Linked DNA regions of Homo sapiens: all the other regions are linked to region 3. The links are chromatin contacts, found by Hi-C or POLR2A ChIA-PET in ENCODE. All regions are on one chromosome and are shown on one strand. Each heading gives the region's core, a stretch centred on a gene start or an enhancer-like site at or near the end of the contact. The rest is flanking DNA. Distances are from core to core; before and after follow the strand shown. Region 1 holds the start of DGCR2 (DiGeorge syndrome critical region gene 2). Region 2 holds the start of UFD1-AS1 (UFD1 antisense RNA 1). Region 3 holds the start of LINC00528 (long intergenic non-protein coding RNA 528). Region 4 holds the start of SLC25A1 (solute carrier family 25 member 1).

What was found. A loop is a pair of places that touch in the nucleus more often than their neighbours do. ChIA-PET counts read pairs that join two places held with the same protein, here RNA polymerase II (POLR2A). Pooled maps may share reads with other maps.
Region 1: a pooled map shows a loop between it and region 3 (5-fold over the local background). The contact joins the promoter of DGCR2 here to the promoter of LINC00528 in region 3. A Hi-C loop is called at or near these places in 4 of 50 pooled maps. POLR2A ChIA-PET finds 5 or more read pairs at or near these places in 2 of 52 experiments (B cell and HEK293T).
Region 2: a loop to region 3 is called in a pooled map, with 20 times the contacts of the local background. The contact joins the promoter of UFD1-AS1 here to the promoter of LINC00528 in region 3. A Hi-C loop is called at or near these places in 2 of 37 single-sample maps with no recorded cell type and 5 of 50 pooled maps.
Region 4: a pooled map shows a loop between it and region 3 (5-fold over the local background). The contact joins the promoter of SLC25A1 here to the promoter of LINC00528 in region 3. A Hi-C loop is called at or near these places in 2 of 37 single-sample maps with no recorded cell type and 4 of 50 pooled maps.

Annotation. Positions count from the first base shown.
Region 1 is chr22:19,120,390-19,125,950 of GRCh38, forward strand. DGCR2 (DiGeorge syndrome critical region gene 2) reads right to left here and starts at 2,023. Exons shown (of 10, transcript NM_005137.3): 1 at 1,739-2,023. The coding sequence starts at 1,817. It also overlaps the pseudogene TSSK1A. RefSeq lists an enhancer at 1,382-1,883 and silencers at 1,668-1,787, 1,908-2,347.
Region 2 is chr22:19,444,040-19,449,087 of GRCh38, forward strand. It overlaps UFD1-AS1 (UFD1 antisense RNA 1), which reads left to right and starts at 3,395. Exons shown (of 2, transcript NR_186687.1): 1 at 3,395-4,286. C22orf39 (chromosome 22 open reading frame 39) reads right to left here and starts at 3,672. Exons shown (of 3, transcript NM_173793.5): 1 at 3,626-3,672; 2 at 3,339-3,506; 3 at 1-351. The coding sequence starts at 3,649. The coding sequence ends at 226. RefSeq lists an enhancer at 2,868-3,770 and a silencer at 3,218-3,617.
Region 3 is chr22:17,774,791-17,780,435 of GRCh38, forward strand. LINC00528 (long intergenic non-protein coding RNA 528) reads left to right here and starts at 2,500. Exons shown (of 1, transcript NR_103718.1): 1 at 2,500-4,691. RefSeq lists enhancers at 2,535-3,014, 4,495-4,544, 4,812-5,645.
Region 4 is chr22:19,175,826-19,180,914 of GRCh38, forward strand. SLC25A1 (solute carrier family 25 member 1) reads right to left here and starts at 2,911. Exons shown (of 9, transcript NM_005984.5): 1 at 2,755-2,911; 2 at 2,308-2,415; 3 at 2,117-2,216; 4 at 1,902-2,040; 5 at 1,295-1,379; 6 at 1,021-1,125; 7 at 753-868; 8 at 596-669; 9 at 1-419. The coding sequence starts at 2,848. The coding sequence ends at 305. It overlaps CLTCL1 (clathrin heavy chain like 1), which reads right to left. Exons shown (of 33, transcript NM_007098.4): 31 at 4,906-4,981; 32 at 4,374-4,413; 33 at 3,648-4,144. The coding sequence ends at 4,394. RefSeq lists silencers at 2,128-3,207, 3,408-3,507 and an enhancer at 2,209-2,956.

The DNA.
Region 1 (5,561 bases), core at 773-3,272, 1.3 Mb after region 3:
ACACAGGAGTGTGACAAGTGACTTACACCTGGCCTCTGTTCCACATCAGGCACTCCTAAAAGGAGGGGCTTGTTCTTGTCACTTGGATTCCCTAGGGATGGGCAGGGGGCAAGCACCCACAGGCACTTTCTCAGTTGCTGCTGGCCAGTTGGCAGGCTATGTGAAAAGGCTGGCAAGGAAAAAGGAGTCGGGGACGTCAGTCACCTCTATCACCCAGGCAGGAGATGCTGGGCCTGGAACCAGAGGCACCCCAAAGAAGCCAGGCATAATATGGCCTCACCTGAGCCCGGTGACCTCATCTGCAAAACTGGGACTCAAGAATCAGAAAACGGTGACCTTCTACCTCTCTACACGTACATATATGTTTTCTAAAGAAGTTAATCACAAGAATCCACAAACCCATTGGTTCTGACCTCCAAGAGCCTATATGATACCCTCCTCCACAGGTAGCCCTTTTCCTGGCTTCTGTTCTTACCAAGGCCACCCCACAACTAGTCATCCCGCTGCCCAGAGAGCAGCCAAAAGCAGTGAGCAACTAGCTCTACATGGGGAGACCAGAGAAGCATCACTGAATCTGTCCAGGTTGAGCACCGGTCAGGGCCTTGGCCACCAGGCAGGCACTAGGGAGGAGGCAGACATTCCACATAGATGACACAAGCGCAGAGCCAAGAGGTGCGGTGTATCTGGGCTGGGAGCCTGGCTAGGGCACAGGAGAGGGCCACACACCCCGTGCTCCCACACCCAGGTCATCAGAGAAGATGGCCCTGGCACTTCTGCCTTCATGGGACCTTTCCTCCATTAAGAAATATTAAGAGTCATGCTTTTTCACTGTATTAGTATAAAGATGACTGTATTAATATACATACGAAAACATTTTATTTGACCTAAAAGTTCATTTTTTTTCTGCTGACTTTAAAAAAAAATAAAATAACATTCGAAGGCTACTAAAAGTACCGTGGGCAAGTGATACCAGGATTCCTGTGCCTGATGGATACATCGGCCCTGCATTTAGGGAGTTTGATTTTTTGGTGCAGTTCAAGGGGAGGTACACCGAAATAGGTAGAAAAGGGTCTCCTGGTTGCCACGGTTCTGATTCCCCACCACAGACTTAAGAACACACTAGCTCCGAGGGGAGTTCCAAAGCACGGACTCATTCATCACATACACGCAGCACGGCTAAGGGCCCCGCACAGTGGCGAGGTCTCTGCTCCCGGGACGCTCGCGCCGGCCACACAACGCTAGGCTGACTCCTGGTGCCTCCTCTAGGCCCGGTGGGACCTGAGGACTTCCTTAGCGCAACGTCTCACTGAATGACAGCCACAACCACCGCTGTCCAGGCGAGGAGTTTCCAGGACTGAGAGGCTGGCACTAGGCCACTGCTGGGAGGACGTCTGTGAAACCAGGTGCCCCTGAGAGCCACTGTCCCCAGCCCGACTCCGACGCTGGACTGGCGAGAGGGTGCGCCCGTGGCGTAGCTCCTGGCCGCCGCCGCTCCCGGGAAGGGCCCAGAGGCAACATCCTGGACAGCAGAGCTGCACGAAGTCCGAGGCGCCGCGAGCCCAGGTAAGCTCCAGCAGGCGTCCGCAGAGAGTGCCAGGCGGCCCGCGAGCCAGGCCCCGCCCGCCCCTGCCCCAGGCGCGGCCCCTGCAGGAGGGCGCCGCGGGTGAAAGGAGGTCCCGGGGCGACCCCGGCCCCGCTCGCCGCCCAGCCCCCACACCGCCCCCATCGCGCGGCGCACCTGGCCGCAGCGGCTCGGTGACAGTGAGCACGAGCAGGAAGAGCAGCAGGAAGGCGCCGCTGTCTGCCTTGGGCACCATTTATCCTCCGTTCATCGTCCCCGGGGCGGCTGGAAGGCCGGACCAGGCCGGACTGAGGGTCAGGGGACCGTGCCAAGCGGAGGGTCAGGCGGAGCTGAACCTGGGCGAGGCGCGGAGAGGCGGCGGGAAAGAGCTTCGGCTGGGCCGCGGGCTGGCGCACACTCTCGGCTGCAACCTCAGGCACCGACTCCAGCTGCGCGCAAGATGGCGGCCGTCCTGCTCGGCTCCGCGCCGCGCCGCCCCGCCCCGCCTCCCGCCCGCGACGCAGGCGCGGGCCAATGACCGTCAAGATGGGGGGCGGGGCCAGAGCCAAAGCCCTCCGAAGAGGGTGAGGCCTAAGGTCGCGACGGCGGAGGGCGGGGACCTAAGGGCGGGGACTGAGGGGCGGGCTCTAAGGGAAGGGCGGGACCATACGGAGTGAGGCGTGCCATTGGTTAAGCAGAGAGGCAGGGCCGGGGCCGGGGCCTGAGCGGCGGGGCCACCGAAGGGAGTAGGGTCTCTGGACGCCGGTTAGGGACGGCGGGCGCGGGACGGCAAGGATGGACATCGAAAGGCGCGGGGCATGGGGCGGGGCGCCGAGGGGTCGCGCGGGTGGGGAGCGGAGAGAACGAAGTGGGAACCTGGCTGGGACTCCAAGGGTCTTCACACCTGCAAGCTCAGGTCCCGTGAGCAGCCCAAAAGTGCGCCCCAAAGGGGTCTTTTTAAGGCCGAACCGCTGTGGAGGAGGGAGGGCCTGCCGGTTCTGAGGGTGGGGAAAGAGGAACAGGAATGGCCTAAGAGAGTGTCAGGCAAAGAGAGACCGGGAAGGCCAGGTCCTGGAGACTGCAGCGAAGCCGGCTCCCTGGAGGACCTGCCTACACAATGGCTAGGGGAAGGCCACATGTGCAGGAAAGAAAGCTAGGCAGAGAGGAGGCTCAGCGCCCCTGCGAACAGTGCTCCAAGTGCCACTTCTCCCGTCATCACCAACAGGGTGAACCTTGGAGGGCAGTGTCGGCGAAGAGTCCAACTCTGTAAAATATTTGAAGACATTTCTTCTGAGCCAATATGTGACCAATAGCCTGGGACACAGCCCCAGGAGATCCTGACAAGTGCCCAAGGGGGTAGGGCCACAGCTTGGTTTTATACATTTTAGGGAGACAAGACATCAATCAGCACATGTAAGATATACATTGGTTCAGTCGGAAAAGGCGGGACAACTTGAAAGTGGGGGGTGGAGGGGGGCTTCTAGGTCATGCGGATTGGCAGTTGGTTCAAAGAGTTTATCTAAAGACCTGGAATCAATAAAAGGGACTGTCTACATTAAGGGGTTGTGGAGACCAAGTTTCTTAGGCAAATGAAGCCTCCAGGTATCAGGCTTCACAGAGAAAAGACTGTTAATGTTTCTTATTAAAAAGTGCCAGACTCTGCCGGGTGTGGTGGCTCACGCCTGTCATCCCAGCACTTTGGGAGGCCAAGGCGGGCGGATCACCTGAGGTCAGGAGTTCAAGATCAGCCTGGCCAACATGGTGAAACCACATCTCTACTAAAAATACAAAAGTTACCCAGGCGTGGTGGCACACGCCTGTAATCCCAGCTACTCAGGAGGCTGATGGCAGGAGAATCGCTTGAACCGGGGAGGCAGAGGTTGCAGTGAGCCAAGATCATGCCACTGCACTCCAGCCTGGGCAACAGAGTAAGACTCTGTCTCAAAAAAAAAAAAAAAAAAAAGGAAAAAAAAAAGGAAAAATAAATAAAAGGTGCCAGACTCTAGTTAATTCTCTCAGGAGAAAAGACCTTGAAAGGGATAGGGATTCTCTACAGAATGTAGATTTTCCCCACAAAAAACAGCTTTGCAGAGCGACTTCAAAATATGTGAAAGAAACCTGTTTTGCAGTAAAATATGTGTTTCCTTCCGGGCCTGCTGTCATGCTGGTATCTTACTGCCACAGAGTCTGTTGTCAGTCTTCAAGTCTCTGTGTCGATGTTACACTGCTTAGCTGTGCCTGAAACCTGAAGGGAGGAGGGATAATGAGGCCTGACTCCCACTTCCTATCACGGCCTGAAATAGTTTTTCAGGTTAAGTTTGGAATGCCCTTGGTGGAGAGGAGGGGTCCATTCAGATGGCTGGGGGGTTAGAGTTTTATTTTTGGTTTCCAGGAGACAGTAGTTGGGGTGTCCCCAGCGGGAAGGAGAAGGAGGCTGTCTGGAAGGAGGAGAACCAAGAATGCACAAAGGCCTGGCAGTGGGCAGTCAGCGTTAGGGAAGAAGGTGAAGGAGCAGAGAAAAGGGGGAAGGGCCACGGCAGGTGGGGACCCAACCCAACATGAGTGACAACCAGCCCGCCCTACCAAGTCATCCTGAGGGGCCCAGGGTTCCACTTGGCTCCTGTGAGAAAGGGGTGCTCACTCCCTCTAGGTGGATGAGGCCAAAGTCAAATCCAAGGCTAGGATAGTCATGTGACTCCTACTCCCCTAGGGCATAGCCCGGAACAAGTGCTGGACACAGAGCCTGGCACAGCAGAGGGGCTCCACTGCCAGAAAAAACAATGGCCACACTCTCCAGTGCTGCCCCTGCTGCTTGTACTGTCCTCAGAGCAGCCACCAGTGCTCAGGGTGGCATCCAGTCCCCGCCTTTAGCCCCCAGCCCCAGATCTGCCCTGGGAGCCCAGCCAGGGGCAGAAAAAAAACTAGTTCATTGAGTGCCAGGGAGCCCTGCCCAAGGACATGGCGTGCAAGATGTTCCACCAACTCTCCTCAGCCATTAAATACTGCCACGACCTGGACATCATGCACCAGAACCTCAAGTGTTAGAACCTTCTCCTCGACAAGGACTTCAACATCAAGCTGTTCTACTTCAGGTTCTCCAAGCTCTGCCTGCGGGATGACAGTGGCCAACAGAGATTAAGCAAGAACTTCTGCGGGTTGGTGGCATATGCAGCCCCCGAGCTGCTGCAGGGCATCCCCTACCAGCCCATGGTGTATGACATCTGGAGCCTGGGCATGATCCTCTACATCATGGTCTGCAGCTCCATGCCTTACGACTCCAACATCAGGAAGATGCTGCGTATCCAGAAGGAGCACCGCGTGGACTTCCCACACTCCAAGAACCTGACAGACGAGTGCAAGGACCTCATCTACTGCATGCTGCAGCCCGACGTCAGCCAGCGGCTGCACATCCATGACACCCTCAGCCAATGCTGGGTGCAGCCCAAGGCACAGGGACTGCCCTCTATGGTCTTCAACAAGGAGGGGGAAAGCTCCCAGGGAACTGAACTCTTGTGGACCCCTGAACCTGGCTCTGCCAAGAGGTCTGCCACCAAGCTGGAGCCTGGGGAACAGACACAGCCCGAGGGACAGCCTGAGACAAAACCTGAGGGGTTGGCAATGCAAATGTCCAGGCAGTCGGACATCCTAGGCTTCCCCAGCAAGCCGTCGACCAGGGAGAAAGAGGAAGGGCCCCCCAGCAGCCTCCAGAGATGCGCACCTAGTGAGCCGTTTGTGGCCCAGTGTGCCAGCGGCGAATGAGATGGAGCTCACGCCTTCAGGCCCAAGCTCTGAAGAAGTCAAGGCACAAACCAGAGAAGGAAGACGGTCCCGGATGAGCCGCTGTTTTCATCAATTTCTTCTCTCTCCCCTTGAACTTCATAACCGACATTGCTAAAGGAGCAATAAATCACTATATTAATGCAGATGCCAAAGTGAATGTCTTTGCCTCAACTGACTAGTCCTGGGCTCCCCTCCACTGGTTTCCCACTCAGATTGTGCA
Region 2 (5,048 bases), core at 2,145-4,644, 1.7 Mb after region 3:
TCTAAAGCGGTGCAATTGTCCTGCAGAACATCGCAGTGTCAGGGTATCCTGCATGCAGGTGAGGGGTGGGCAAGTAGGGCTAGCAATGTCCTGCTCCATGTTCCTGTGAGCAAGAGCTCACAGGGACCCACCAGACTGTGTAGGCTGGTCACAGTCCCCAGGGCTGTGCAACAGCAACTTGAAACAGACTGAGGAAGCTGCACAGGCCAATGGCAGGGATGCTTGTCACTCGTCCTTCTCCTGTGGCAGAGGGAGATGCCAGTCTGGAGGGGGGCTCTGCCTCGGGGCCCACACCAGGATGTGCTTCCGTGCAGCCCGGACTCGTGCCCGCTCGCTCTCACAGAGGGATTGCTGTGCAAATGAGACTCTAGTCACTCCCCAGGCTCTGAGCACCCTCAAGACCCCTGTACCTCCCCCCTCTCATCACCCTCTGAAACACAGATGGACAGGCAGGGCCTATGGTACACACCACTCTGCAGCACAGCTGCTTCCACCTACTATACCTTGGCGATTCTTCCATATTAGCGCACAGAGATGGAGATCATTTTTTTTCTCACAAGCTACTGTGAAAAACTACTGAATAGGTCATAATAATTTGAGGAATTTTTAAATATCTTCTCCTGGACCTCAGGGCTCAATGGCTCTGGTTGACCTCGTGAGTCTGGGGCATATTCACCTGCTGAGAGTGAGCCTGGGGGTGCTGGGTGGAGAGGAGAGAAGAGTCTGAGAGAGCAGCTGTGGGGAGCTGCAGGGAGGAGTGTGTTAGGGAGAAGGGAGGAAGACGGGGAAGAAATACATGTCCTGGGTATCCTGGAAGGGTGGGAAGAGTCCAGAGGACAGACCACCCGCCTGAGTGGTGCCACAAGTGCCACTTAACCCATCAGCTTCTCTTGGCTACTGTCTCCCAATACAGACACAAGTCAGTGTATCACAACATGGGTGACCTTTGCTGTCAGCCCTTGGTAGGTATCAGGTGCTATGTGAGCCTCTTTACACAGATAACTTAATCTGTCTACATGTCTGTCTTTGTTCAAGCTCTATTGCCTCAAATAAAATATTTTGATCGTGTTTAAAAAGCTATCAGAAATGTAGTACAGAATATTAAAGATTCCCAAATGTCCATTCCCAATGCGGCAGTTAACAGCTTCCCTGATATCTTTTTTTGGTCCACATTTTAGAGCTAACATGTTTCCCTAAAGATAGGATAATCTTTTGCTGGCTAGTCTACTTCCTGCTTTCTTTTCACTAAACAATACACTGTAGGCACTTTTCCATACCCAGGGAGATGACCGACCATTCTTTTCAAAGGCTATCTGGTATTTCACTTTGTGGAAAAAGCTATTTGGTCAAATGTCTATTAGTGAAATTTAGGTTGTTTTCAGCTTTTGCAGTATCAAAAACATAATTAGCATTCTAACTTTTAACTGTACACTGTTATCCAATTACTTCCCTGGGATAAAGTTCCAGAAGTAAAACTTAAGGTCAAAAGGTATGTATCTGACATTTACATAATCAGAACACCTGACACCCCCACCAACACTGCACAACTACCCAGAATTCTTCAAACCTCTATCAACACCACTTTCTGCTGTTACTGTCATTTAGACTTATATACCTGACACCTGGCCATTTGATTTTTTCTTTTTTTTTCTTGAGAGGGAGTCTTACTCTGTTGCCCAGGCTGGAGTGCAGTGACACGATCTCGGCTCATTGCAACCTCCGCCTCCCAGGTTCAAACAATTCTCCTATCTCAGCCTCCCGAGTAGCTGAGATTACAGGTGTTTGCCACCATGCGTGGCTAATTTTCGTATTTTTAGTAGAGATGGGGTTTCGCCATGTTGCCAGGCTGGTCTCAAACTCCTGACCTCAGGTGATCTGCCCACCTCGGCCTCCCAAAGTGCTAGGATTACAGGCATGAGCCACCATGCCCAGGCTTTTCTCCTTTTTTATTATTTTTATAAAGATGGAGTCTCACCATGTTGCCCATGGCTGGTCTCAAGCTCCTGGGCTCAAGCGATCCCCTTGCCTCGGCCTCCCAAAGTGCCGAGATTACAGGTGCCCACCACCATGCCCAGCTGGCTTTCTTTTTTAATGAATTGCTTCTTTGTGTCCTTTGGCCATTTTTCCATTCTGAAATAATCCCTATATTTCTTATTGATATATATATAACAGCTCTTTATACACACACACGCACATATATATACATTAAAGTTATCAATCTCTTGCTATATAAGCTGTCAGCTTTCTTACTTTTTTTGACTTTCACATATTATGGAATAGTCATCATTTTCTTTTATACAGCAGTCTGGTTTCCACATCAGTTCATCTCTTTCAGATCACTGTATACACTTAATAATGTTGAAGTGTTGATCAGTCCCATTGATTCTCATTCCTTGGCACTCCCCATGAGCCTCGCACCTTTCGGCTGGCTTCTCTCCATCTCCTCTCCCACAAGGGGTCCACCGTAGCACTGTATTCTACACTACAGTGTGGGTGCCAGGAGGGCAGAGACTCTTCTTATCACTCGTGCATCCCCAAGAGCACCCAATGTGGTACATATTTGCTGGACGAAAAAACAACTAGAACCACCTCCTTACCGGTCTCTCTGCTCCTGTAATATATTCTCTACACCCTAGCAAACAGATTGAACTTCTTTTACCCTCTCTCTTTTTTTTCCCCCCTGAGACAGGTCTCCCTCTGTTATCCAGGCTGGTGTGCAGTGGTGTGACCATAGCTCACTGCAGCTTTGAACTCCTGGGCTTAGGCGATCCTCCCGCCTCACCCTCCCAAGTAGCTGGGACCACAGGTGCACGCCACCACACTTTGCTAACAGACTGATCTTTTAAAGATATAAATCGAATTATGCCTCCCAGCACACTTTAGACTAAACTCTAAACTCCGTATCAAAAGGCCCGCCAGGTCCCTGGTATACCGCTCTCCAACCATCCACCTACCCTCTGCTTCAGGAACCCAGGCCTTATCTGTTTCTCAGCGGTGTCTACCGGGGCTGGATGAAGGCTGGCTCCTGGTCACTCAGGACTCAGCAACATCACCTCCTGCGTAGGCCAGCTGATGACCCTAACACCGGACGGCTGCCCTCTTCCCTCTCTAAACCACTCTACACCCCCTCCTCGCTGGTCTCCTCCTTTGTCTTTCACGCCCTCTGAAAGTCCTGTTGATATGCTAATTTACACAATCTCTCAAAAGAAAGGAAGCGTGAGGAGGATAGGGACCCCGTCAGTCCCCGGCTAGGTCGCGGGGCATGGGGCGTGGAGGGGTGGGGAAAGCTGGGCCCCGCAAGGCGCTCCGAAGCGCCGCCCCGCTCCCTCCCGGCGCACCTGGGCCTCGGCGTTCCGGCGCTCCTCCCAGTCGCGGCAGCTGGCCAGGTCGCGCTGCCACTGTTCGCAGGCCGGCCGCTCGCCGTGGACGTAGTAGTGGTGTAGGAAGTGCCTGGCGCTGCGGCAGAGCTTCCACTCGGCGCGGTAGGCCTCGCAGGGGCGCGGCGGCTGCGGCGAGAGGCGGCGCCTGAGCGGGGCCCGGCGGCCGCGCCCTACGCCCCGAGCCAGTCCCGTTCCCTCCCTCCGGAAGACCCCGGTGGTTCCCGGCTCCGACCCAGCACACTCACCTGCCAGCCGCTGCCGTCCGCCATGTCTGGGCGACCGGCGCGCCAAGCCCGCCCCTCAGTCCGCCAGCCAATGAAAAATGAAGAAAACGGCACCTCGTGATCGACTGACAGAAGAACTAATGAGCACCGACACATTCAATCACGTCTTCGCCCCCTTCTTCGAGAAGCGCCGACAAACAGGACGAGCAACCAATAGCAACCGAGGGCGGCTGCGGCGCGCGCGGAGGGCCGGGGTCGCAGGGTAAATCCGGGGCGAGACCTGGCGCGAAGCCTACGCGACCACCGCGACGACAGCGCCATTCACCCCGGGCCAGGCGGGCATCCTGGGCCGCGCAGCTACCTTACGTCAGCCGCCTCTCAAATCACACGGCTCTGGCCAGTTCTTTTCAGCAGCTTTATGAGATTTTCTCAAATCTCAACAATCCGGTATATTTTCAAAAGTACATACTGAGCATCAAGGTGGTGCAGCGAACCTCCCAGATCTGCAGCTCCAGCAGTCTTGCTTGAGCGTCCACTCAGGATGGAGGTGAACTCGCAAAGTAACTGAGATTGGTTGGGCATGACATATGGTGGATCTAGGGTTGAATGACCTCCCCAGGGAACGCAGGCTTGAAGTGGAGGCTGAGAATGCAATCCGAGTACAGCCATAGGCCGGTCAAAGGTATGGAGGCGGTGTGTAGCAGGGGTGAGCGGGGTAGGAGTGGCTTGGATGTCTGTAGTTCTATTCTAAGGGTGCGGGAGACATGTAACATTTACCTTATTCATTTTTCGAGACAGGGTCTTGCTGTGTCACCCAGGCTTAGTGCAGTGGCGTGGCGTGTTCATGGCTTACTGCAACCTCAAACTCCTGGACTCCGAACAGCTGGGACCAAAAGCATGCACAGCCTCACCAGGCTAATTTTTAATTTTTTTTTTTTTTTTTTGTAAAGATGGGGTCTTGCTAAGTTACCCAGGCTAGTTTGGCCTCAAGCGACCCTCTCACTTTGGCCTCCCAAAGTGCTAGGATTATAGGCGGAGCGCCAGTGCCTGGCTGGGACGTTTATAAAAAGGAGCAATGCACAAGAGGCAACAAAGGCAAGTAAAGAGGAGGCTGGTGGGCTTGCAGAAACGCCCTGCAGTACCTATGCTGCGGTTCTCCCACTTCACTGATAACAAATCCTCAGTATCCACTGATACAAATCCTGGGACTGCTGGGCCAGTCCCAGGAATGACACTGGGACAGACTCCCTGGAGGTGGATCAGAAAGCTGCAGTTTTACCAGGGGTCCTGCTGTTGAGGCAGCCGGCTCAAGGACCAAGCCCAAATAAGACACTGAGAGGAAGGCTGCAGGCCAGGGTGCAGGAGTAATGACCAGGATCAGTGCTCCAACTGGCCCCACTGTGTCATTAAAAGGCTCTGCAATGGAATCCATCCTGGTCCAGGC
Region 3 (5,645 bases), core at 1,250-3,749:
ACGGAACCAGGGGTTTGGAAAGTGGGTGAAGCCATGTGGGTTGCAGAGAATCTGGCCCAGCCCCTCACCAGTCCCTGTGCTTGTTGTTTATTCTTTAATTATTTGGATATCAACTCTGATTTAAAACATCAGTTTAACATATAGATAATGCTGGGACTACAGGCGCACACCACACCCAACTAATTTCTTTTTCAGTTTTTAGTGGAGGTGGTGGGGGGGGGGTCTCCACCTCTGGAGGTCTCAGGCTGGTCTCGAACTCCTGGGCTCCAGCGATGCTTCCCACCTCGGCCTCCCAAGGTGCTGGAATGACAGGCCAGTCCATGCATCCCCGGATGCAGCTCTCACCGGCAGTGCTGCTGCAGAGCCCTTTGTGGGCGTCTTCACTTCTCTTGAGTGTGATACCTAGGAGTGGAAATGCGAATCATAGGGCTGGACGAGCTTCATGGTATTAAAAACTGCCTGCTTTCCAAGGTGATGCACACCGTTCGGCACTTCCACCAGCCCTGTTGGAGCGTCCAGTTGCTCTGCGCCCTCGCGTGGGCTCACTCCCTGAGCCCACTGTGGCTCCTCCAGACGCCCTCACTTCTACCCGGGCTCCCTAGACTCTTGCCTCTTTTATAAAAGGTCAGAGGATGTCACTCACGCTTTAACATCCTCTGAATAAAAGCCAAGTTCCTTTCAGTGGCCCGCAGAGTCCCACGCGACCTGCCCTGCTCTAAGCAAATCCTACCCTGTCCCTGTTCCTCCTCGGCAGCCCCATGGCCTCTGGCTTTCACCAGGCCTCACTTCATTTTCCTCCACAGCCAGCATCGCAGCATGACATACCACGGAGTCGTTTGTGTGTGTGTTGCCTACCTCCCCTCTCGGAATGTAGCCTCCACGAGGACAGGGGCTTGTTTCCTGCATGCTCTTCACTCGGGCTGGGCACTCTGGGGGGCTAACAAATGGAAGATCCTGTGAGCAGGGAAACCGTCAGATGGCATTAGGGGCCGGTGCCCTGCAGAAGACGAAAGGGAAACTTCATGGACTGAGGCCAGGTCATCTGCAGGGTGGTGTTCAAATTCATGGTACAATGTCAGCAGGCGCCCAGATGGGAAAAGAGAGGGACGTGCACCTGGGCACAAGAAGCTGCAGGGGCCCCTCCCAGGGCAGGCGAGAGCTTGGACAGTGGGGCACAGTGGGCAAGAGGCCAGTGGGGTGGCCTGAAGGCAGGAGGCTCCAGCAGCCTGGATGAGCAGTTGGATTTTATCCTCAGCACTGTGGGGGCCACTGGCCCTGTCATGCAGGGCAGGACCTGTACCAATTGGCCCCCACAGTCTCTGCCTCTCCTGTTGGCTTTTTGCAGGTCTCTCAAGTGCTTCTTACAGTCAGGGTAGAGCCTCCCCGCCTCAATCCTCCCTGTCCTGATCTGCTGCCTCTATGATGCTTTGGGCTTCAAAATCTGTCTGCAGTATTTGTAAAATGAGAGAGGGTGATGTTTCCTGCAAAACAACCACTTCAAAAAGAAAGGGGGGCGGGGTGCCAGAAAACAATTCAGGGGGTGACGGACTGGGGGGCTATGGAAGGGTCCAGGGAAATTCCGGGGATGATGGGATTCTTCTATACAGGGATTGTGGTGGATGCCACACAATTGTACACTTTTGTGAGAACTCTGCACGAAGAATGGTGAGTTTTACTGTATGTAAAATTATACCTTAATTAACAAATGAAACAATATACACATACATGAGAGAATGATGACTTTATTTTTTTTTTTGAAACAGGATCTAGCTCTGTCACCCATGCTGGAGTGCAGTGGTGTGATCACAGCTCACTGCAGCCTTGACCTCCCAGGCTCGAGTGATCCTCCTGCCTCAGCCTCCCAAGTATCTGGGACTGCAGGCATGCACCGCCACGCCTGGCTAATTTTTTAAAAATTTTTTTTAGACGGAGTCTGGCTGTGTCACCCATGCTGGAGTGCAATGGTGTGATTTCCGCTCACTGCAACTTCTGCCTCCCGGGTTCAAGTGATTCTCCAGCCTCAGCCTCCCAAGTAGCTGGGATTACAGGCACCCACCACCATGATTGGCTGGCTAATTTTTGTATTTTTAGTAGAGACGGGGTTTCACCATATTGGCCAGGCTGTTCTCGAACTCCTGACCTCAGGTGATCTGCCCGCCTCAGACTCCCAGAGTGCTGGGATTACAGGCGTGTGCCACCACACCTGGCCTTTTTTTTTTTTTTTTTTTTTTTTTTTTGGGACAGGGTCTTGCTATGTTCCCCAGGCTGGTCTTGAACTCCTGGGCTCAAGTAATCCTCCCACCTCGGCCTCCCAAAGTGCTGGGGTTACAGGCATGAACCACTGCACCCGACCTGAATGATGTTTTTGGCAATGAAAATGAAACACAAAATCCAGCAAGGTTTGACGGGGAAGGCGAGCTGGCGACCACATAGTCACAGTCGGCCTTTGCTTCCGCTTTATGCTGCAGTTTCTCACTGTCACTTCCTGCCACCGGGCTCGTCTTCCTGTGAAAATTCAGCCCCTCTTCCTCAGTTACCCCTTTGCAACAGAACGAGGCCGGCATTTTCTAAAGCGTCCTTGAGGAGTCCAGTTCCTAAAAGATTATTTCAGAGTCCACTGTTGTGGGCTGACTTGAATGCTCTCAAAATTCGTAAGTTGAAGCCCTGACCCCCAGGACCTCAGAACGTGACTGTGCTTGGACACAGGGACTTTCCAGAGGTGATTAAGGTGAAGTGAGGTCACTGGATGGCCCTCCTCCTATCTGACTGGTGTCCTGATGGGGACGCGGACACCCACACAGGAACGGACCCGGGGAGAACAACACATCGTCTCTGCGCCAGGGAGAGAGGCGTCCGGGGAACCCAGCCGTGCCCACGCATTTATCTCCGCCTTCCGGCTCAGAATTGTGAGGAAACCCGCTTCTGTTGTGCAAGTCCCGGGTCTGTGGTGCTCGGCCATGGCGCCCCCAGAACTGCATCCCCACCTTCTGCTCTGAGCCACCCATCCCCTCTGGAAGGGCTGAGCTTCTCTCCCTTTCCACCTTCTGTTCTGAGCCACCCGTCCCCTCCAGAAGGGCTGAGCTTCTCTCTCTTTCACTGCCTATGCTCTGGGAAACTTTCAGAATCCCCAGGCTGTTTCTGGAATAGTCTGGGATGGTCATTTTCGGTCCTCACAGAACCGGGGGTTTGGAAAGTAGGTGAAGCCATATGGGTTGCAGAGAATCTGGCCCAGCCCCTCACTAGTCCCTGTGCTTGTTAGTTATTCTTTAATTACTTGGATATCAACTCTGATTTAAAACATCAATTTAACATACAGATAATGCTGGGACTGCAGCTTCGCCAGGTGGCCTTCCTCTCCCGGTCTCGGGAGGCGTCACCCCCATCTTGTCCCCCCAAGATCAAGCGAAAAGGGCAAAGTTATCTTTTTTTTTTGCAAAATTCAAACCTTTCCCTCCTTCCCAGGTCTGGGTCACTTGCGACCCTCCTCTCAGGCTGCTTCTGACAGGCCCAAGTCACAGCCAACTTCAGGGGAGCTGTGTTGGATCCCTCCAAACTCCGGGAATGATGTGACCTCCCCGGCGCTCACCCTGGGCCTCTAGGTTAGACTCAGCCCAGACCCTGGCTCACAGGGAAGCAGAGCCCATGGCTGGCCTCCACCCGCTCAGACGCCCGCACACAGGCCAGGGGAGGGCTTGGGGGCAGCTCTGGGAGGGTCCCTGTTTGCGCTGTGGGTGTCCAAGGCTGGGTGTGCAGAGCTGAGGTTGCCACACACCTGAGGGACTCTCGCATAAGGATGGCGCAGGGCTGGAAGCTGGACTGAGACAGTGAATGAGACAGCGCTGCCGGCTCTCTCCGCGCCGTGGACTGGCTCCTAGGCAGTCTCACGAGCAAGTGTGCTGTTGCTCGTGCACGTGTGTTTTAACTGAGATGTGAGCTGGCGCGTTTTCTCCACCCGGCTCCATCTGCTGGGTCCCTCCACATTGCTGCGCGTGTGCCTCCAGTGCCATGGGGTCCCCACTGTGGGCAGCCCTGCATTTTGCCCAACTGCCTCCCAAACCATGGAACCCCAGTGACCTCCAACTTGCCGCCATGACGAGCCACTCTCATTCATATCCTCAAACACGGTGCTCTGAGCCCGAATGAGGGTTTCTTTAGAGAGATATCTGGGGACCAAACTGTAGGGACAGAGCTCCCGTCTAAGGTGGGCCTGTGGTGAGGTCTCCCCAGTGGTACACTTTAATCCCACAGCAGGGCTTGCAGGCCGCCCTGCTCCATCCCCACCAACACTGGGCAGGATCTAGCCTCCAAACCTTTGCCAGTCTAATAGTATAAAATGATAGCTCGGTGCTATTTTGGTTTTGCATTTCCATGGTGAACAATGAGTTTGAGAGTTTTTGTTCAAAAGTCCTTTGGGAGTTCGAGACCAGACTGGGCCACCAGGAGTTCAAGACCAGCCCGGGCAATTCAGTGAGATGTTCATCTCTACAAAAAATAAGAAAGATAAAAAATTAGCCAGGCATGTTTGTGTGTGCCTGTGGTCCCAGCTCCTCAGGAGGCTGAGGTGGGAGGATGGCTTGACCCCGGGAGGTGGAGGCTGCAGTGAGTTGTGATCGTGTCAGTGCACGGCTAGCCTGGGCAACAGAGTGAGACCCCGTTTCTAAAATAAAAATAAAAAACAAAAGAGAAAAGTCCTTTGGGTTTCGTCTTGGTATTACTCAGCAGAGGACAGAGGTGTCAGTTTCCATCCTCCGGCAAGCAGATGCTGAGACAAAGCTCGGTGGGAGGTGACACCCAAGAGGAAGGGGCGGGATTGGACAGGGACAGCCTTCAGATCACAATGGGGATCGGACCCCTGGGAGGGGAGAGAGGGAGGAAGAGAACTGGTCGGCTGTGAAGCAGATCTGATAGGGCCCTGCTGCGACACCAACAGCAGCTCAGGGCCAAGGATGCTGTTGCAGGAACAAGGGACAGACCCCCCATACCACTGGCTCAGTGCCTGGAGCACGTGGCCTCTGTGGCTGCAGCCCGAGGCTGTCGGCTGAGGCACTCCACACACCTGGAGAGCACGTTCTCTGTGGAAGGAGACTGCAGCATTCCCACGGCTCCAGAGCAGTAGTGGCGGCACCTGGAGAAAGAAGTCCACCACCTTCCTGATGGCGGACTCTTTCTGCAGGCTCGCTGCAGTAACAGACTGGGAGCTCCGGACCTGGCGTATTGCTAGCTCAGTCTGACGGGGTCCCGGCTTTCCTCTGAGGTTCTCCTCCCAAGAGTGCCGAGATTGATGCTGTCCCATCCAGCGTCTCCGCGGTCACCAGCTCTTCACATCCCTGGGTGAAGATGGGGAGACAGTGCGCGTAGCTTACTCCCGAGTGACTTGGGATAGAAGCCACGGCACAGAACTCTACAAGGGACACTGGTGCACTGAAGAGCAGGGTGCGGTTCTGACCAGAAGCATCTGTGCATCTGGAGGGCAGAGGGTGCGTGGGCACGGGGGTCTGGGCAGGCCTCCCAGGGCAGAGGTCAAGAGGAGGGCGGGAGGCCTCTAGCTTGGTGGTTAAGAGCTCAGCCTTCAGAGTTTGTTTTCTCAGCTCTATCCTTGACGAGCTTCGTGAGCTGTAACTGGCCAGGGGCTGCCCCCAGAAAAG
Region 4 (5,089 bases), core at 1,661-4,160, 1.4 Mb after region 3:
ACACGGGCACCCCGGGAGGCGGGGCACAGGGTCACGTGACACAGAACATGAAACACAGGCACAGGGTCATAGGCCAGATGCACATCCAGCCATGGCTGGGCCAGACACTGGGACACAGTGGTGGTGTCACACACAGACCACAGGGGGGACACATGGATTTGACAGCCACAATGCACAGACCAGGCTACAGAGCTCGAGGGACGTGGGAAGGGGCCTTTTGGCACTACTGCACTGGAATCGTGAGACAAAGGTAGCAGGACACTCTGGCGGTGCCTGGGGCGGTCCCCTTGCGGCCTCTCTAGGCTTAGTCCGTCTTCCACACTTTGTTGAGCAGCTTCACCACTTCATCATAGATGACAAACACTATGGCCACATCCAGGCAGACCCGGCCCAGGCGGGGGACAGTGCCCTTGTAGAATCTGGGTGGGAGGAGGGGCGGGGAGAGGAAGGCAGGTCAGCACAGTGTCCCTGCACAGGGCAATCCCCAGATACTGAAGTGAGAGGCACAGAGGCCTGAAGGGGACAGAGTGGGCAGGCCAGGTAGGCCGGGAAAGGTTTGAGGTGGGGACAATAGCCCTGCCCCTCCCCCACTCACGCCTTGAGCCCCTCCTTCTTCAGGATCTGCAAGCCGCAGTCCCACGTGTTCCGGTATTTGTGCGCCTCCAGGCCCTATGGGGGACATCAGCAGGCAGGGGCTCAGCAGCTAGCTCTGGCCTGGTCCCCCCTTCCCCTCCCCTTCCCGGCCCCACCACCTGCATCCGGGTCTTAATCACATCCAGAGGAGTGTTTCCAAAGACACTGGCTGCGCCTGCAATAGCTCCGAAGACCCCAGTGATCAGAGGGTTCATGGGCTTGTTGGGGTTGTCCCCTGGATATAGGAGGGGTGAGGTGGGTCAGAGGGTGCCGGGAGGGGCCTGGATCAGCACTTCAAAAGGTGGGTGCCCGCCACCCAGGGGTGGCCCCAAGGAGAGGAGAGGAGCTGGCCATGTGCAGAGATGGGGCCCTGTGATGCAGACACACCTCGGTACCAGTTGCGCAGGGAGGTCATGACGAAGAAGCGGATGGCCTGGTTCGAGCCCTGCTTCAGGACAGTGGCTGTGAGGCCCTGGTACGTCCCCTTCAGCCCTGCGGGAAGGCAGGCACGGGGTTACCCTGCAGCCTCTCAGGCCCCGGTTGGGAATTGGTGTGTGTGGGGGGTGGGTGTTGCACAAAGCCCAAGGCAGGATGGGAGGTGCAGGCCCTTCCCACCCTGGCCCAGGTCCCTGAGCCCTATCAGGAAGGTCGAGTGGCTCACCTTGTTCCCGCACAATCTCCCTAACCCCGTGGAAGAATCCTCTGTACTTGGGGTTTGGGGAGGTCTGGTCGTGGATGAACTTCACCTGAGAGAGAGAAGCAAAGGCGCAGGTTCTCGGCTGCCACCTGGGTGGGTCCTGGCTAGCTGGCAGGCCCAGGGCCCATCCAGGGTGGAGGGAACTGGGAACTCTTCCCCAGGAAGCAGTGCAGCCAAGGCCGCCCTGGGCTGCCCACACGGACCATGCCCCGGGACACAGGGCAGCCCACACGGACCATGCTCTGGGACACAGGGCAGCCCTGTGAGCAGCCTCTCCCTTTATGTTTGCTGCTCTTTTCCAGTTTTGGCAGTGAAGGTGTCATTTTGTTTTCTGCTTTATAAAAGTATTTTTTAAAGACTTTAAGGCTGCCTTTAGCATAGACTCAGCCTCCACGGGTGGCCCTTCGTGGCAGGCGTCCTGCCCCAGGGCCCCGCGGTCACCCCGCCGGCCTTCCCTGGCGTCCAGGAGACCCTCCCCAGCTTGCCGGTTGCCCCGGGAGCACCGGGCCAGCGGGGCCGCCCGTCTCCGTACTCCCTGCGTGTCCGGGGTCCTCGCCAGGACCTTCCCCACCTTGATGGTCTCCATGGGGCACACGACCACCACGGCCTCGGCCACGCCAGCGCCCAGGCCGCACAGCAGCCCACGCGTGCTGTCCAGCCGTCCCTGGGCATCCCGCATGTGGTTGCTGAGGAACTCGAACATTCCAAACCTGGAGGCGGGAGGCGGGTGAGAGGGGCTGCCGCGGCCGAGCCCCCCTCCCGCAGCAGCCACCGGCCGGGCCTCACCTGACGGCCGCCTTGGGGATGGAACCGTAGAGCAGGGAGCTAAGGCCGCGGTACAGGCCCAGGACGCCATGGCTGCGAACCGTCTGCCGCACGCAGTCCCCTGGGGGAGGGGGCGGTCAGGACCCCACGGCCCTCGGTGCCGCCGCCCTGGGTACCCGCCCCCCGCGGCGCCGCGGCCTCCCCCTCCTCACCGATGCCCCGGTACCGCGGCGGGTGCGAGCGCTCGTCCAGCTGCAGCTGCGTCTTCACGTACTCGGTGGGGAAGGTGATGCAGATCTCGATGCCACCCGCCAGGCCGCCTGCAGGGACCGGGAACCCGCTCCTGAGACTCCCGCCCGGCCGCTGGCGCTCGGGCCCCTCCCCCGTCCCGGACTTCGGTCGGCGCGGCCGCCGCGCCAGTGCCGCGGGGAACATAGGCTGGGGCCCCACGCCCCCATGCCCTCACCCCGTTGTCCCGGCGAGGCGCAGGGGGTGACAGACGGGAGGCGGGCGAGTCCCAGCGCGCCGGGTGGGGACCAGGACCGCGCCTCCACGACTCCCCAGCCCACGGCCCAACCCGGAAGTGGGGCGGGGCCTCAGCGTCCCGGGCCCACCCAGAAGCGCGGCGGGAGAGGGGTCCGCGTCCCGGAGGGGCCCACCTGCCAGGATCGCCTTCCCCGGGTGCGTCAGCTTGGCCTTCCCGGACGCGGGCGCGGCGGCCGCCAGAGCGCGCGGGGCGCGGGGCGCGGGCATGGCGGGCGGGAGGCGGGGCGCCCTGTGGCGGCTTCGGGTCCGAGACTCCAGAACTCCGCGCTCGGTCCGCGGTGGCGGCGGCGGCCGGTTATGGTCCCAGGGGCGGGGCGGCCGCGTCAGCTCCAGGTCCCGCCCCGCGTGGTCCGAGCCAGGCCCCGCCCCCAGCCCGCCCCGTGCGGGCCGGGAAACTGAGGCCTGGGCGGGGCGCGCCGAGGCAGGCGTAGGGGCGGGGCCAAAGCGCAGCCAATGGCCGAGGCCGAGTCCCTGGGCGACCGCGAGCGGCGGGACGGGGGCGGGGCTGCGGGAGGCGGAGCCGTGGCCCAGCTCCGAGCAGTGGGTCAAGGTGCACTGTGTGCCGCGCCGCGGGATAGCGGGCCTCGGGTCTGCGCGACTGTCGAGAGCGGCGGGATCCCCAGGGATCCCGGAGGCCAGGGGCACACCCTCCCCGAAAACACGTGGGGCTAGCCCAGTCCCAGAGGAACTCTAACGTTTCAAACCTGGAGGCGGGAGGCGGGAGGCCGGTGAGAAGGGGCTACGCCGCCGGGCCCCCCTCCCGCAGCAGCCACGGGCCGGGCCTCACCTGCCGGTTCCCACCCACACCTTTCCCGGTTGTAGTTTCTGCGCTCAGCGAACAAGGTCAGGAAAGACCACAAATGCAAGCGGCTGTATTCTCCTAGGCAGCTTGTCTGGGCAACGGAGGTCCCACACCCCAAAGAGGACCCAGCAAATCTTTAATGGACTGCGGGGCCTAGGAAACTGGCCCGTCCCTCCTACCCATACCAGCACCAAGCAGAGCACCTTTGCCTGGATAAACCGACTTTAATATTTATGATTGCCAAGAGGCTGAGAGTCCTTTTATGAGGTCCGGTACCTCCAAACAAGACGTGTTCATGTAGTCTTCAAACTGGCCTGGAGGGGGCAGCTCCAGCCAGTCGGAGGCGCCCAGGAGGAAGGCCTGGCTCCAGCAGGAGGGCCCACAGTCCAGTCTCTGTTGTCGGCTAAAGCTGGTCTTGCGCCGTCAGCCTCTACCCTGGCCTCCCCAGGCTCTGGGATGGCTCAGAGGTTGCCGTCATTGGGTTTCAGCAAAAATAAATATTGTCCAGGTGTCCCTGCCTCCCATTGCGTCCCCTGTGCTGCTGGAGTGACATGCTCCTTGGAGAAGTTAGTAACTCTGCAGGTAGGGTGGGTGGTGACAACGCCCACTACACGCGGAAGTTGTACATTGGAGGCTGGCGAAGTTGGGAGCAGAGGCATATCCATAGGGGAAGCTGGCAGGGGCTGGGCCCACGGCAGGGCCTGCAGAGGGGGAAGCCCACAATGAGCAGAGCTCTTCCTGCCCATGGGGGTCCTCTCCTGGCTGCCCCTGAGTAGCCCGGGGCCCAGGGAGCAGGGTCTATAGGACCAGCCCTTACCACCCAGACGCTGAGGCCCCAAGAGAGCAGGCATCCAGAGGCAAGGAGCGTGGGGTCAGCCAGAGAACCTGGCCTGGCTAGAGGATAAGCTAGTCTCCAAATGGGACACTTACTTAGTGCAATCAGCTGGGTCTCATTCATGCCCATCAAAATCTAAAAAAACCAGAATGACATTAATGGTGGAAGGACACACTCAGCCGGACGCTGGAGACCCGCCGGCGTGCTGCACACTCACACCACACCCTCAGGCCTGTGTTTGCCCCACAGTGTCCAAGCACCCCACAGCCTCTCCAGTCTGCTCGACAGCCAGGCTGCCCTGGGCAGGTTCTCAGGTGCAAAGCCCCTCCCAGCACACACCAGCAGCAGCCTTGCTGTCCAGGGGCCAGGCCCAGCAGGACACAGCAGTAGTTCACAGCTAGGCAGGCACCCCTATCAGAAGGCAGGCATCCTTACAGCAGGGAGGACAGCGGCCGTGCCAACATTCCTGGGCGTACACTTCTCCACACCCAGTAGCCACTGGGATCCTTCCAGCCCCCACCCATCTATTCCCATCCCCATCCAAAGCCCAGCCAGGTAAGGGCAGTGGGACTTTGACTCCCTCCCTGCTCCCTCCCCAGGGGGTTGGGGGCTACAGGTGCCACCTACCAAACACGAGAGGGGCAGGCTCTGTCACATGCTCCTCTTGCTTGCGCAGACTCTCCAAGGCATCCAGTTTGTCCACCTGCAAGGAGGCAAAAGCACGTGAGCACCCGCTTGACAGAGTGCAGTCCGGCCTCTAGGTGAAAGTGGAGTGGAAGGTCAGGACACAGGGCCTCCAGGAGAATGACAG